Regions from separate parts of the Homo sapiens genome. Here regions 1, 2 and 3 are each linked to region 4. Evidence: chromatin contacts called from ENCODE Hi-C or POLR2A ChIA-PET data. All regions are on one chromosome and are shown on one strand. Each heading gives the region's core, a stretch centred on a gene start or an enhancer-like site at or near the end of the contact. The rest is flanking DNA. Distances are from core to core; before and after follow the strand shown. Region 1 holds the start of ZNHIT2 (zinc finger HIT-type containing 2). Region 2 holds the start of MAP3K11 (mitogen-activated protein kinase kinase kinase 11). Region 3 overlaps LTBP3 (latent transforming growth factor beta binding protein 3). Region 4 holds the start of RCE1 (Ras converting CAAX endopeptidase 1).

Evidence for each region. Hi-C counts contacts between places; a loop is a spot of excess contacts on that map. ChIA-PET counts read pairs that join two places held with the same protein, here RNA polymerase II (POLR2A). Pooled maps may share reads with other maps.
Region 1: a pooled map shows a loop between it and region 4 (4-fold over the local background). The contact joins the promoter of ZNHIT2 here to the promoter of RCE1 in region 4. A Hi-C loop is called at or near these places in 8 of 50 pooled maps. POLR2A ChIA-PET finds 5 or more read pairs at or near these places in 2 of 52 experiments (CD4-positive, alpha-beta T cell and WTC11).
Region 2: a pooled map shows a loop between it and region 4 (9-fold over the local background). The contact joins the promoter of MAP3K11 here to the promoter of RCE1 in region 4. A Hi-C loop is called at or near these places in 3 of 50 pooled maps. POLR2A ChIA-PET finds 5 or more read pairs at or near these places in 2 of 52 experiments (WTC11 and activated CD4-positive, alpha-beta T cell).
Region 3: a loop to region 4 is called in a pooled map, with 4 times the contacts of the local background. The contact joins the enhancer-like site here to the promoter of RCE1 in region 4. A Hi-C loop is called at or near these places in 2 of 50 pooled maps.

What each region holds. Positions count from the first base shown.
Region 1 is chr11:65,116,349-65,119,088 of GRCh38, forward strand. It overlaps ZNHIT2 (zinc finger HIT-type containing 2), which reads right to left and starts at 1,353. Exons shown (of 1, transcript NM_014205.4): 1 at 55-1,353. The coding sequence starts at 1,305. The coding sequence ends at 94. RefSeq lists enhancers at 1-226, 773-1,316, 1,309-1,603.
Region 2 is chr11:65,612,910-65,615,950 of GRCh38, forward strand. MAP3K11 (mitogen-activated protein kinase kinase kinase 11) reads right to left here and starts at 1,312. Exons shown (of 10, transcript NM_002419.4): 1 at 109-1,312. The coding sequence starts at 847. It overlaps PCNX3 (pecanex 3), which reads left to right and starts at 2,867. Exons shown (of 35, transcript NM_032223.4): 1 at 2,867-3,041. RefSeq lists enhancers at 1-634, 1,352-1,781, 1,523-2,409, 2,292-2,341, 2,402-2,491 and 2 more and a silencer at 922-1,101.
Region 3 is chr11:65,539,393-65,542,282 of GRCh38, forward strand. LTBP3 (latent transforming growth factor beta binding protein 3) reads right to left here. Exons shown (of 28, transcript NM_001130144.3): 19 at 2,208-2,336; 20 at 1,734-1,901; 21 at 1,479-1,562; 22 at 1,094-1,222; 23 at 853-990; 24 at 621-761; 25 at 328-489; 26 at 156-236; 27 at 1-67. Among named protein-coding and RNA genes, the nearest start is that of SCYL1, 16 kb to the left of the region's middle. RefSeq lists silencers at 477-676, 727-1,486 and enhancers at 1,226-1,520, 1,737-1,786. Within about 2 kb of position 1,584, at least 37 of the 41 ENCODE cell types and tissues checked have a DNase peak (open chromatin) inside an H3K27ac peak, as active enhancers do.
Region 4 is chr11:66,842,052-66,844,751 of GRCh38, forward strand. RCE1 (Ras converting CAAX endopeptidase 1) reads left to right here and starts at 1,390. Exons shown (of 8, transcript NM_005133.3): 1 at 1,390-1,589; 2 at 1,708-1,810; 3 at 1,905-1,988; 4 at 2,235-2,313. The coding sequence starts at 1,405. It overlaps TOP6BL (TOP6B like initiator of meiotic double strand breaks), which reads left to right. Exons shown (of 15, transcript NM_001302084.2): 14 at 798-1,018; 15 at 1,118-1,465. The coding sequence ends at 1,183. RefSeq lists silencers at 931-1,070, 1,181-1,620 and an enhancer at 1,261-1,967.

The sequences.
Region 1 (2,740 bases), core at 103-2,602, 1.7 Mb before region 4:
GGAATCTGGGGTCTGGTGGGACAATAGCTATCCCTCAGAAACAAGCAACAGGGCTGACCAGTCACAGCTTTATTAATGACCAGGGTAACCCGTTCAGCTAGGGAGCTCCTCAATGAGAGTTCTTGGGGCAGGTGGCACGGGGCCTCCCCAAAGCCGCTCCAGCTCCCCAGTGAGGGCGGCCACCTCCTCGGCTACCACAGCATGGGCTTGGTGAGCCCTGGCGCAGTCTAGGGCCAGGGGTGTGAGGGCCGCCTCATTTTCGTTGGTCCAGGCCAGGAGGAACTGGCACTTTTTCCGGGCCCGGTAAAGATGATCTCGCTCTTCTCTAGCCACGGCCTGTTTCCGGGCACGGCCCAGGGTCTGTGCCAGGTCCCCCAGTGCTGCCAGCGTGTAGCCTTTCTGGTTGGTCGGGCCCTCGCCCAGCAGGATGCGGGCGACCTCGTGCATAGCCCCTCGTGTGCCCAGGGGCCCCGGCGGGTGCTCGCCTGCTTCCAGCACGTGGGCTGCCGCCTGCAGGGCTTCTTCCGCAGAGGCGAAGACTTGCTGGGCACCCAGGGCTCCGGAAACGCCGAGCAGTGTGGCACAGAAGTCAGAGAGCAGCGCGTCGTCACCGCCGTGATACAGGGCGAGAGTATGCGCGTAGGCGAACAGCACATTGGGCAGCTGGAAGCGCACGAGCGGCGAGACTGGGCCGCGGCTCAGGCTGACTATCGCGGGGATGCGGGTGGGTACGACGGGCGTGCAGGCCCCCGGGACATCTCCAAGAACCCGCTCGGCGGCCGCGGGCTCCGCGGCGGAGGCATCTTTCACAGAATCCGGCGGGGTCCTCGCAGGGGCGAGCTCCAGCTCCGCGGCGTCACTACCCGGGGCATTATCCAGCTCCTCCAGAAGCTGCGGTCCGGCTCCGCGGTTCCACCACCACGGCCGCCATGGAGGCAGCAGCCGCCCGGCCTCACCGCGGCTCAGCAGCCGCTCGAAGGCAGCTTTTTCGCCCGGCGCCAGCCGCTCCCAGAGTCCCGATAGGCCGCCGGGCGCCGGGCCGGAGCTGAGGCCTGCTTCCCCAGGCTCGTCCTCGGTCTCGCGTTGCTGACGCAGCCGGCGTAGGGCGCTTGCTAGGCGGCTGGGAGGAGCGCTGCAACCGCGGAGCTCTCCCAGCACCTGGTCACGGTAGAAGTTTTCTGCGCAGGTGCCATGCGTCCGGTAGCAGCGCAGCGAGCAGTAGGGCGCATTACAGCGAGGGCAGGTGTAACGCGCTGGCTGGACCTCCCCCGCCGGGCAGAAGCCACAGGGCCCGGCCGGCTCCATGGCAACTGGCACCGCGATCTACCTGCGAACGCACGCCGGTGGTAGTTCGAAACTTCCGGGGCTTCTTCGATTACTTCCGGTTCGCAGCGCGGCCGACGGCGCGCTGTGTTTTCGCAAAGCTTCCGAGGATTCTCGGCAATTTCCGCCCACGCCCGAAAGCCAAGCCCCACCCCTTTCCCTAGTAGGGCGAGAGCAGGCCCAGAAGCCGGGCGTCAGGTACGAGCCCCGCCCTATGCGATGACGCAAGGAGCGAAAAAATGGGTCTGGCGAGCGCTTCGCCGGTGCCACGTCTCCCCCTAGTGGTCACACCAAAACGTGGCCCGATCATCTAAAGAGAAAACCCTCTTTTTAGCACTACAATGTGCTGTGGCATAAATCCATCTTTACTAGGCACCTACTCTGGGCCACTAATTGTGCCAAGCCTACGGGAGGCGATGCATCCCTGCGCTGGACACAGACAAATAAAATGCACTAGGGGACACAGACAAATAAAAGGACAGTTAGGGCCAGGTACGGTGGGTCACGCCGGTAATCCCAGCATTTTGGGAGGCCGAGGCGGGCAGATGACCTGAGGTCAGGAGTTTGAGACCAGCCTGACCAACATGGAGAAACCCCGTCTCTACTAAGAATACAAAATTAGCCGGGCGTGGGGGACGGGTGCTTGTAGTCCCAGCTACTCCTGAGGCTGAGGCAGGGGAATCGCTTGAACCCGGGAGGTGGAGGCTGCAGTTAGCCGAGATCGCGCCACCGCTCTCCAGCCTGCGAGCCTGGGCCACAGAGAGAAACTCCACCTCAAAAAGATAAATAGAAAGCAGCATTTAAGAAATATCTGAGCTCCTATGATTTTTTTCCTCCAAAACTGCCTCTTCTTTTCATTAAGTATCTTCTCATTAAATACCACTATTCATCCATCTTATTAAGTGCAGGCCCCATTCTAGGTGCCAAGAACACAATGCACATCAAAGGGAGCCGGGGGTCCCTGTTCTAATAGAGCTCACTCTTGTGGTGGAGTGGGGGGTGTGATGAACCAAACTGTGAGTGTTCTTTGCATCCCTGCTACTACTGGTGGTCTAAGCTTCCTGACCCCTCATGTGGATGACAACACATTAAGTGTTTTTCCTAACTTTCTTGCCAGCCCTCCAGAAAAACCTGCCAGAGAAATTAGATCACAAGTCAGATGAGATCCATCTGTTACTCAAAACCCTTCTGCGACCCTCCATTGCACTTGGACTCAAACCCAAACTCCTCTCTATGGCTGACAAGGCCTTGCAGGATCTGCCCGCCCCCAGCCCTAGACATCACCTCTTCCCCATCTTCACACAGTCCTCTAGGCTTGAAATATTCCCCTACCTGATCACTTGACTGGTTCATCTCAGGTCTCACTCACGTCATTTAAACAGGACCTCTCGGCTGGGCACAGCGGCTGACACCTGTA
Region 2 (3,041 bases), core at 62-2,561, 1.2 Mb before region 4:
GGGTGGGAGCTCCTACCTGCAGTAGACCCTAAGCTAGGCTCAGTGGAAGGTTGGGAGCAGGTGTGTACCAGAGCCATGCCACCCCCAACCATGCCCCCAGAAACTCACTGTTGTTGGACTTGAGATCACGGTGGATGACGGGCACCAGGGCCTCGCAGTGCAGGTAGTGCATCCCACGGGCAATCTGCACAGCCCAGTTGACCAGCACATGGGGAGGCACGCGCCGCCCGGCCAGAGCTCGGCTGAGGGGCCCACCGGCTGCATACTCCATCACCAGGCACAGGTTGGGCTCCTCCAGGCACACAGCCTTGAGGGCAATGATGTTGGGGTGTGCCAGCATGGCGAAGAGCCGGGCCTCCTGGCGAACGCTCTCGGCTGTCACACTGATGTCCTCATCGGGGTCCTGGCGAGCTGCCTTCACAGCCACCAGCTCACCTCGCCAGCTGCCCCTGTACACCTTGCCAAAGCCTCCAATGCCGATCACCTCCTCCAGCCGCAGCTCCTGGAAGCTGGCCACCTCGCAGGGGGGCGGGCCGCCACCCCGAGACACATAGTTGGACGGGAAGATGCCCACCTGGCCACCCACCTGGCCCGCCCACCAGCCCTCGTCTCCTGAGATGGCTGCGTCCCGGGACAGCACCTCCACACGGTCACCCTTCCTCAGGGCCAGCTCATCCTGCCCACTGGGCTCGTAGTCGAACAGGGCTGTCCACACCGGGTTGGCATAACCCGCTGCCTTTGGAGACCCCTCAGGCCGGCCTCCTCCACCGCCCCCACCACCCCCGCTGCCACTGCCATTCCATGACCCTAGAGGGCTCTTGAGGAAGAGGCTCTTCAAGGGCTCCATGGCCGGGAGCCGGCGCTGGGATGTGTGGAGGACCTTCTCTGGGTGCCCGTGGTCCCCACCCCCGCTGGCTGCCAAGGCCCTAGTCCCGGAACCTGGGCATCCGGGCCCTGGCCCTCAGCCCCAGACCCACGCCTCTCTGGGGAGCCAGGAGTGTTGTCTCCCGGCCCCCCGCATCTCGGGCTTCTGGAGGAGGGCACCCAGGGCAGTGTGGTCAGGCCGGGGGGGTGGGGCCCCGGGGCCTCCGGCGCCTCACCATGGCTAGCTTGGAGGGACCCGAGCTTCCCTCGGTTCTGGAGCAGTCCTGGGAGCCTGGCTCCGGCCCCCGCCAAGTGTAAGGTGGGGCCTTCAGGGGCAGCGCCTCAACTCCGGTTGGGTCTTTTTGCGCAGGGGGTGGAGGGAGCGTCCGCAGTTGGGCCGAGACTGCCTGTTCCTGGCCCCGTCTCCTTTGGCCCCGACGGCTCCGACCCCGCTCCCTTCTTCCTCCTCCCTTTGTACTTTGGCCCCGGGGGCGGGAGGCAGAGGTGGAGGGTGGAGTTTCACTTTTTTCCGCTCTTCTCCCTCCTGCAGGAAACAGCATCAGATGACGCGGGCGGCCTGCACCGCTCCCCTCCCAGAGGCTCCAGGCGGGGAGTTCCCGGGTAGGCGGGCCAGGAGAGGCAGAGAGGGAAAGGGCAGAACCAGATCCCCCATCACAGCAGGCTTTTGAGATCTAGAAAGAAAAGCCCCCAGCTGCGTGCTCTGCTGCCTAGGGTGGAGGTTGGTCTCTGCTAAGGATGGGCCATCTCTGCCCTCTGCATCCGCATCGGCGGCAGCAAAACGGGGTTACAGAACCACACTTGGGAAGGGGGTGAACCCGAGTCTGGTCTTGGCTGCGAAGTTGTGGGACTGTGCGATCCATCGATTCTGAGCCTCATTATTTTCTTTCTTTTTTCTTCTTTTGAGACGGAGTCTTGCTCTGTCGCCCAGGCTGGTATGCAATGGCGCAGTCTAAGCTCACTGCAACCTCCGCCTCCCGGGTTCAAGAGATTCTCCTGCCTCAGCCTCCCGAGTAGCTGGGACTACCGGCGCGTGGCACCACGGCCGGCTAATTTTTGTATTTTTAGTGGAGACGGGTTTCACCATGTTGGCCATGCTGGTCTCAAACCCCTGACCTCGTGATCCTCCCGCCTCGGCCTCCCAAAGTGTTGGGATTACAGGCGTGAGCCACCGCGCCCGGCCATTCTTTTCATATATGATATGAGGACGAGAAAGCTCTGCCTCGTAGAGCTAGTTGGATGGGGTGGGGAAGACTGGAGGACAGACGGAACTGGCTGCACCTCAAGCTCTTGGAGTGGATTGCCTAAGGCTCTCTTCTTCTCCTCACCTGGGAAACAATCCGCTTCTTCATATCCCTTCCCCATTGGCAGAAACCTGAGACTTGTCCAGAACTTTGCCCAGGATTGGATTCAGAATAGCTGAGTCGCCCTCACAACTTCTGGATAGGGCTGCCCCAATTGCTTTGAGCCTGTCACTTTAAGAAAGACGACGCTATCCTATTTCGACTATTCCTGCCTGTTACGGAAGGTTGTTCTCTACACCCTAGGTCTGAGCTCTGACCCGGAAGTAGACGCCGCTGGGAGCGAAATCGGTCGTGACGTACGAGGTCCAGCATTAAAGGGGGCGGGCCGAGAGGGGCGTGCTTCGGTAGTGCAGAACTCTCGCTGCTACTAGGGGAGTCCACGCCTCCACCTTTTCCCCGCCTCCTGTAACTCATTGGAAGAGCTGTGCGCCAATTACTTTGCCGTTACCCAATGGCTACTCAACTGTCTCTTTGGTTCCGCCCAGTCGTCTACCCTGGGTTGGCAACGCCTGGGTCTACGCATGCGCCCAAACGCTTTTACGCTCGAACTTGCTTTAGTCCTGGAGTCTGCGCACGCCCAAAGGGCACCCCTCGCGTCCTACCGCGCCATCACCTTTCTGCGCTTGCGCATTCATGCCGTCAAGTTTTCCTTTTCCGGGTCCCAATTGGAATCGTTGGGCGCATGCGCCACTGCAGGCTGGCGGTTCGCGGCTCCTTCTTCCGGCCTCCTCCTTAGGCCGGCACCAGCAGAAGCCGGGCGAGCGCGGAGCCCCAAGCAAGTGACCTGCGACCCCGAAAGTGGACCCCAGATCCTGGGGTTCTCCCTGGTCCGGAGACTAGGGAGCTGTCGCCTGC
Region 3 (2,890 bases), core at 334-2,833, 1.3 Mb before region 4:
GGCCGCGGCACGCAGCGGCCACTCACGCAGCGACACTCGTCTGAATCCTCCTCTGAACTGTCCTCATCTGCGTGGCCCGGAACAATATGGACTTCAACACTGAGCCCCGGCCAAAGGCTACCAACCCCGCCACCGCCCGACCCGGCAGCACTCACCTCTTGGGGGCTTCCCCAACAGCAGGGGGCTTGTGTCCCAGAAGGAATTGCTCTCGCTCTGCGATGTCGGGCAATGGGACCCTGGGAGGAGCAGAACTGGTCAGCGACGTCCGGGTCCCCGGGCCCTGGCCCCCATCCTCGCTCCCGGCCAACTCCTCCCCGACTGCCTTACCCGCGCCGCGCGGCGGGCACGGTCGGCATTGGGCGCCCCAGCCGCGGCCCTGGCGGCAGCAGCAGTCGTCGAAGGTGAGGGCAGGCCCGGCCAGGGGGCCAGCGCACATGCCGTCCTCTCCGCGCTGGCTCCAGCACACGTCGCGCCGCTCCGGGGCACGCTCTGCGGAAGACACCTGGCATCAGGGGAGGGGCCCAAGGCAGGAACCGCCCGCCTCCGCCCCACCCCACCTGCGCGGGGGCCACGTGACGGACAGGGCCCCGGGATCGGCCAAGGCCAACCCTCGCCCTCACCGGCCGGGCTCTCGGGGAGCTGGCAATCGCGGCCGGAGGGCCCGGGCACCCAGGGCGGGCGACACTCGCAGCGGTAGGAGCCCGGCAGGTTGACGCAGCGGCCAGGGCGGCAGGCTGCCGGGTCCTGGCACTCGTCCACGTCTACGAACAGCGAGGGGGTGGGTGGGGGCCGTCACAGCTCGGCCCGGGCCCCGCCCCTCCCGCGTACCCCACTCCCCGGCCCGGGCCTCACCCATCTCTTCCGGGCTCAGGCACTGGCGCTGCGCGGGACTGTACTCGGCAGGGGGCGTGCAGGCACAGCGGTAGCCGCCGCGCGTGTTCTCACACACTCCGTTCCGGCAGTTGGACTCGTCCAGGCACTCGTCCACGTCTGCAGGGAGGAAAAGCGTGGGTAGCAGGGGCAGGCCCGGGATGGGCGCGGTGGCGCGTGTCTCCCTGCCGCTTCCCCACGGCCGCCGGGGGGCGGAGCTCACCCACGCATTCCAGCAGGTTCCCGTCGTAGTAGAAGCCCTGCTTGCAGTAGCACTCGTAGCCAGGCTGCGTGTTCACGCACTTGCCCTCCTTGCAAATCTCCGACCCGAACAACATGCACTCGTCGATGTCTGCGGGGTGACAAACACTGGCCGCTCCGGTCCCGCAGCTGCAGCCCGGAGGCGTGGGCTGGGCGCACCACCGGAGCGAAGCCATCCCCGGGCGGGGCCTACAGGAGGGGCGGGGCCTACAGGGCGGGGCCTGCGAGGAAGGTGCGGGCGGGGCTTACCCGGCGCGGGCAGCTGACCCAGCGAGTCCCGGCGGGATCCGGGCGAGCCCAACCCGGGGTGAGAGGGCGCGGGGCGGGCGGAGCCGCAGGGCGCTTACCACGGTGGGCTGGGATGCCGTAGTTGACGATGTTGTTGTCCTGGGTGTAGCCCTTTCCGTCTGGGCAGAGGCTGTGGAACTCGGCTGCAGGGGCAGGGCGGCCGTGGGGAGGGAAGAGGCAGGACTGAGCGCGCGCGTGGGCTTAGGGCTGCAGCCCGCCGCCTATTTCCCAACTGCCAGGGGGCGCCATTTCCCACATTTGGCTTCCAGATGAAGAAACTGAAGATCTGGGAAGGGGCCTGCCCGGCTCCTGACCTGAGCTGTAGACTGGGCAGGGGTAGATTTCGCAGTGGTCGCCCCAGCCGGCCCCCAGAGAGCAGCAGCACTCCTGCTGGGTCACGTTGGTGGCCAATACGCTGTCGCAGAACACTGTGTCATCGAAGTTCAGGTAGCACTCCTTCTTGTGGTGGGGCTGCTCCACCTCTGAGGGGCAGACGGCAGCTCAGGGTTGTGCACAGACCCCCCTTGGCCCTGTCCACCCTGCCCACCCACCACAGGTCTTTCCCCCCACATTCCCTGGCTCCCCTTAGCCTCCTCCTGAGAGTTGGCTCTGTTCTCAACGTGGTGTTCTGGACCCTTCATCGTCTGGCCCCACCAGACTCCCCCAGCCAAAAGAGATTTCTTCCGGTTCCCCAAATTTAGGAGGGTGGGGCCAGGACACATCTCTGAATCCCAGCTGCAGCTCAGGGGAGTTGTCCAGTCCGAGGGAGGAGCTGGGAGGACACTCACCCTCACAACCGTGCTGGTCCTGGGTGGGAGTGAAGCCCTCATCGCAGACACACACATAGGAGCCCTGAAGGTTCTTGCAGGCCCCATGGGGAAGGCACAGGCTCGGGTCCTGGCTGCACTCATCTATGTCTGCGGGGCAAGAGTAGCGCAGCTGGAAACCCAGCCCCTCTTTCCCTGGGGCTGCACCTCAAGGGCCTCACACAAGTTCAGAACCTGAATTTCCACTTTGGTTTCAAAGTATGTACAGCAGGAAGTCTGCTGTGTCTGTGCATGTGTCTGAATGTGCATGTGGACATTAGCTGCTGTCCTTCATAACACCTTCAGTGGCTCCCACTAACCTTACAAAACCTAAAAGTATCAGAAGCCCAAATGGAAAGGCCTCAAATGCAATTGAGCTTCCGATACCTTTAGGTCTCATCACGCCTTACTCTAGACCACCCTCCACTCCCCAACTCTGTGCTCAGGGCACCCTCCCCTCCTCTGTAAACACAACTAGCTCCTTCCAGATCTCTATGCTTTGCAATTACTGCTCTTTGGTCCTGGAATGACTTCTCGTGCCTTGCCTTTCCCATGCCTAGGGAACTCCTACTTACGTTTCAGTCCAGTTCAACATTCACCTCCCCATTGCAATTAATCATTAGTCTATACCTTTCTTGGCACCCAGGACCCTGAACTGTCAGAAT
Region 4 (2,700 bases), core at 140-2,639:
GCCGGTGTGGTGGCATGCGCCTGTGGTTCCTGGTACTCTGGAAGCTGAAGCTGAGGCAGTAGGATCGCTTGAGCCCAGGAGGTCGAGGCTGCAGTGAGCCAGGACTGAGCCACTGCACTCCAGCCTGGGCAACAGAGCAAGACCTTGTCTCAAAAAAACAAAAGGTCAGCTCAGGTATCTCCTCATGGAAACCCTTCTTCACATCCAGAGGTGGTCGGCTTCCTTCTCTATTCTAACCCTGGGCTTTGTACACAGGTCTGCATCCCCTCCTAGCATCTGTGAGCTTCTCTCAGGGAAAAGCTCATTGATCTGCATCCCCAAGACCTGCTGGGGAAGAATCTATCCATCTAAACTCGCTTTAATTTGACAAATGAATCAGTTAAGAGTAGGAAAGCTGCCTATGGGCACTGCTCAATGCAACGTGAGCAACAAAGGGAGACAGAACTGAGGCCAGAAAGGTGAGGGGGGACAGAGGCTGGCAGGGAGGGGAGCTTGTCAGTGCAGACTCCAGGAAGAATCTATACAGAAAGTTACTGAGCGGCCTGAGTCCCCCAAGTGAGGGCTCGGGACAATCTCCCGCCTGGGTGAGAGAATAGGGAGACCCTGAAACGTCTCTGCAGCCTCGGGCTGCTCCAGAAGCGCCCACAGCTGCAGGGTTTTGGTGTGGATGGGACCTGCTGACAGGGATGCGGTGGGAAGAGCCCCTCGGCGCCCGTTCTCCCAGGCTTCCCCTTGGCCAAGGGTGCTCCTAGCACAGGGCCATGAAAGTAAGATGAAGAGGCTTGTTTTTCTCCTAGATACCAGCGGGCAAGCAGAAAACAAGAGGCTCAAGAGGGGCAGCCCCCGCATAGAGGAGATGCGAGCTCTGCGCTCTGCCAGGGCCCCGAGCCCGTCAGAGGCCGCCCCGCGCCGCCCGGAAGCCACCGCGGCCCCCCTCACTCCTAGAGGAAGGGAGCACCGCGAGGCTCACGGCAGGGCCCTGGCGCCGGGCAGGGCGAGCCTCGGAAGCCGCCTGGAGGTAACTGGGCGAGGGCCGCGCAGGGAAGGGCTCAGCAGGAGGTGCAGGCCACGGGCCGCTGCTGAGAGGTCCTCACCCCGGGCCCCCTTGTTCCCGCAGGACGTGCTGTGGCTGCAGGAGGTCTCCAACCTGTCAGAGTGGCTGAGTCCCAGCCCTGGGCCCTGAGCCGGGTCCCCTTCCGCAAGCGCCCACCGATCCGGAGGCTGCGGGCAGCCGTTATCCCGTGGTTTAATAAAGCTGCCGCGCGCTCACCAAGTCCTCTTCCGCGTCTGCTTCCGCGTCGGGCCCGGGCGGGGCGGGGCGGGGCGTGGAGCCGCGCCGCGGCCTGACGTCACCCACACCTCCCTGGGACTGCGTCACTGGTGCGCGCCGCGGGTCAGGGCGCAATGGCGGCGCTGGGCGGGGATGGGCTGCGACTGCTGTCGGTGTCGCGGCCGGAGCGGCCGCCCGAGTCGGCGGCGCTGGGCGGCCTGGGCCCCGGGCTGTGCTGCTGGGTGTCAGTGTTCTCCTGCCTCAGCCTCGCCTGCTCCTACGTGGGCAGCCTCTACGTCTGGAAGAGCGAACTGCCCAGGTGCGGGGGCTGCGCGCGACCGGAATCCGCGCCCTGCGGGCGGAGCTTGGGCGAGCCGGGGGCGGGTCCGTGCTCATGGGCAGCCGCGGGCCCCCTGAACTTACTGTCCCCTCCGTAGGGACCATCCCGCGGTCATCAAGCGACGCTTCACCAGCGTCCTGGTGGTGTCCAGTCTCTCACCCCTGTGCGTGCTGCTCTGGAGGGAACTCACAGGCATCCAGGTGCGAAGGAGGCGGGGCAAAGGGCAACGGCGGTGAGAGCTCAGGGGTCTTTAGGGGAGGAAGCAAAACTGATGCCCCCTTTCCTGTGGCTCAGCCAGGCACATCCCTGCTCACCCTGATGGGCTTCAGGCTGGAGGGCATTTTCCCAGCGGCGCTGCTGCCCCTGTTGCTGACCATGGTGAGTGCTCCTGCTGTATTTTTTCTTCTGGTCTTTGTTATCAGCCTGATGGGCAGTGCCGTGGACTCTTGTTTTTGGTTTTTGGTTGATGGGAGACAGGACTTTTGAGATGGCCCCAGGGTCCTCCGGTATGCATGGTCTGGAAATCGTGGCTGGAGAGGATTTCAAGCTTGGAGTCTCAGGGAGCATGGGCAAAGGTCTGGGCAAAAGCGGTGGGTTATGGTGAAAGTGTTTTCTTGCCCTCAGATTCTTTTCCTGGGCCCACTGATGCAGCTCTCTATGGATTGCCCTTGTGACCTGGCAGATGGGCTGAAGGTTGTCCTGGGTGAGTCTTAAAGGCTGAAGGGAAAAGTAGGCACAGGCAGTCCAGGACATTGGGGCAGGGAGTCAGCGGGCTCAGGGTGTGATCTGGACACGTGAAATGTCATCTCTCTGGGTGTGTTTTCTCATCAGTAAAATGGAAACATAGAGCTAGGTGGCCTCTAAGGGTTGATTGCCAACGTCCAAGGAGTTCCCTGGGAACCCCCAGCAGTATTTGGTGTGGATCAGAGAGCACTGTCCCCTGCTTCCCCAACCAGAGCTAGTCTTGCTTAAATTTTGGTGTCTCCAGAGTTTACTTCCAGGATGCCCTTGCCTCAGCTAATGCCTTCCATTCAGGTCATCTCAAGACATTGGGTTTATGTTGGGTCCACACCCCCGTCCTCAGCAGTAT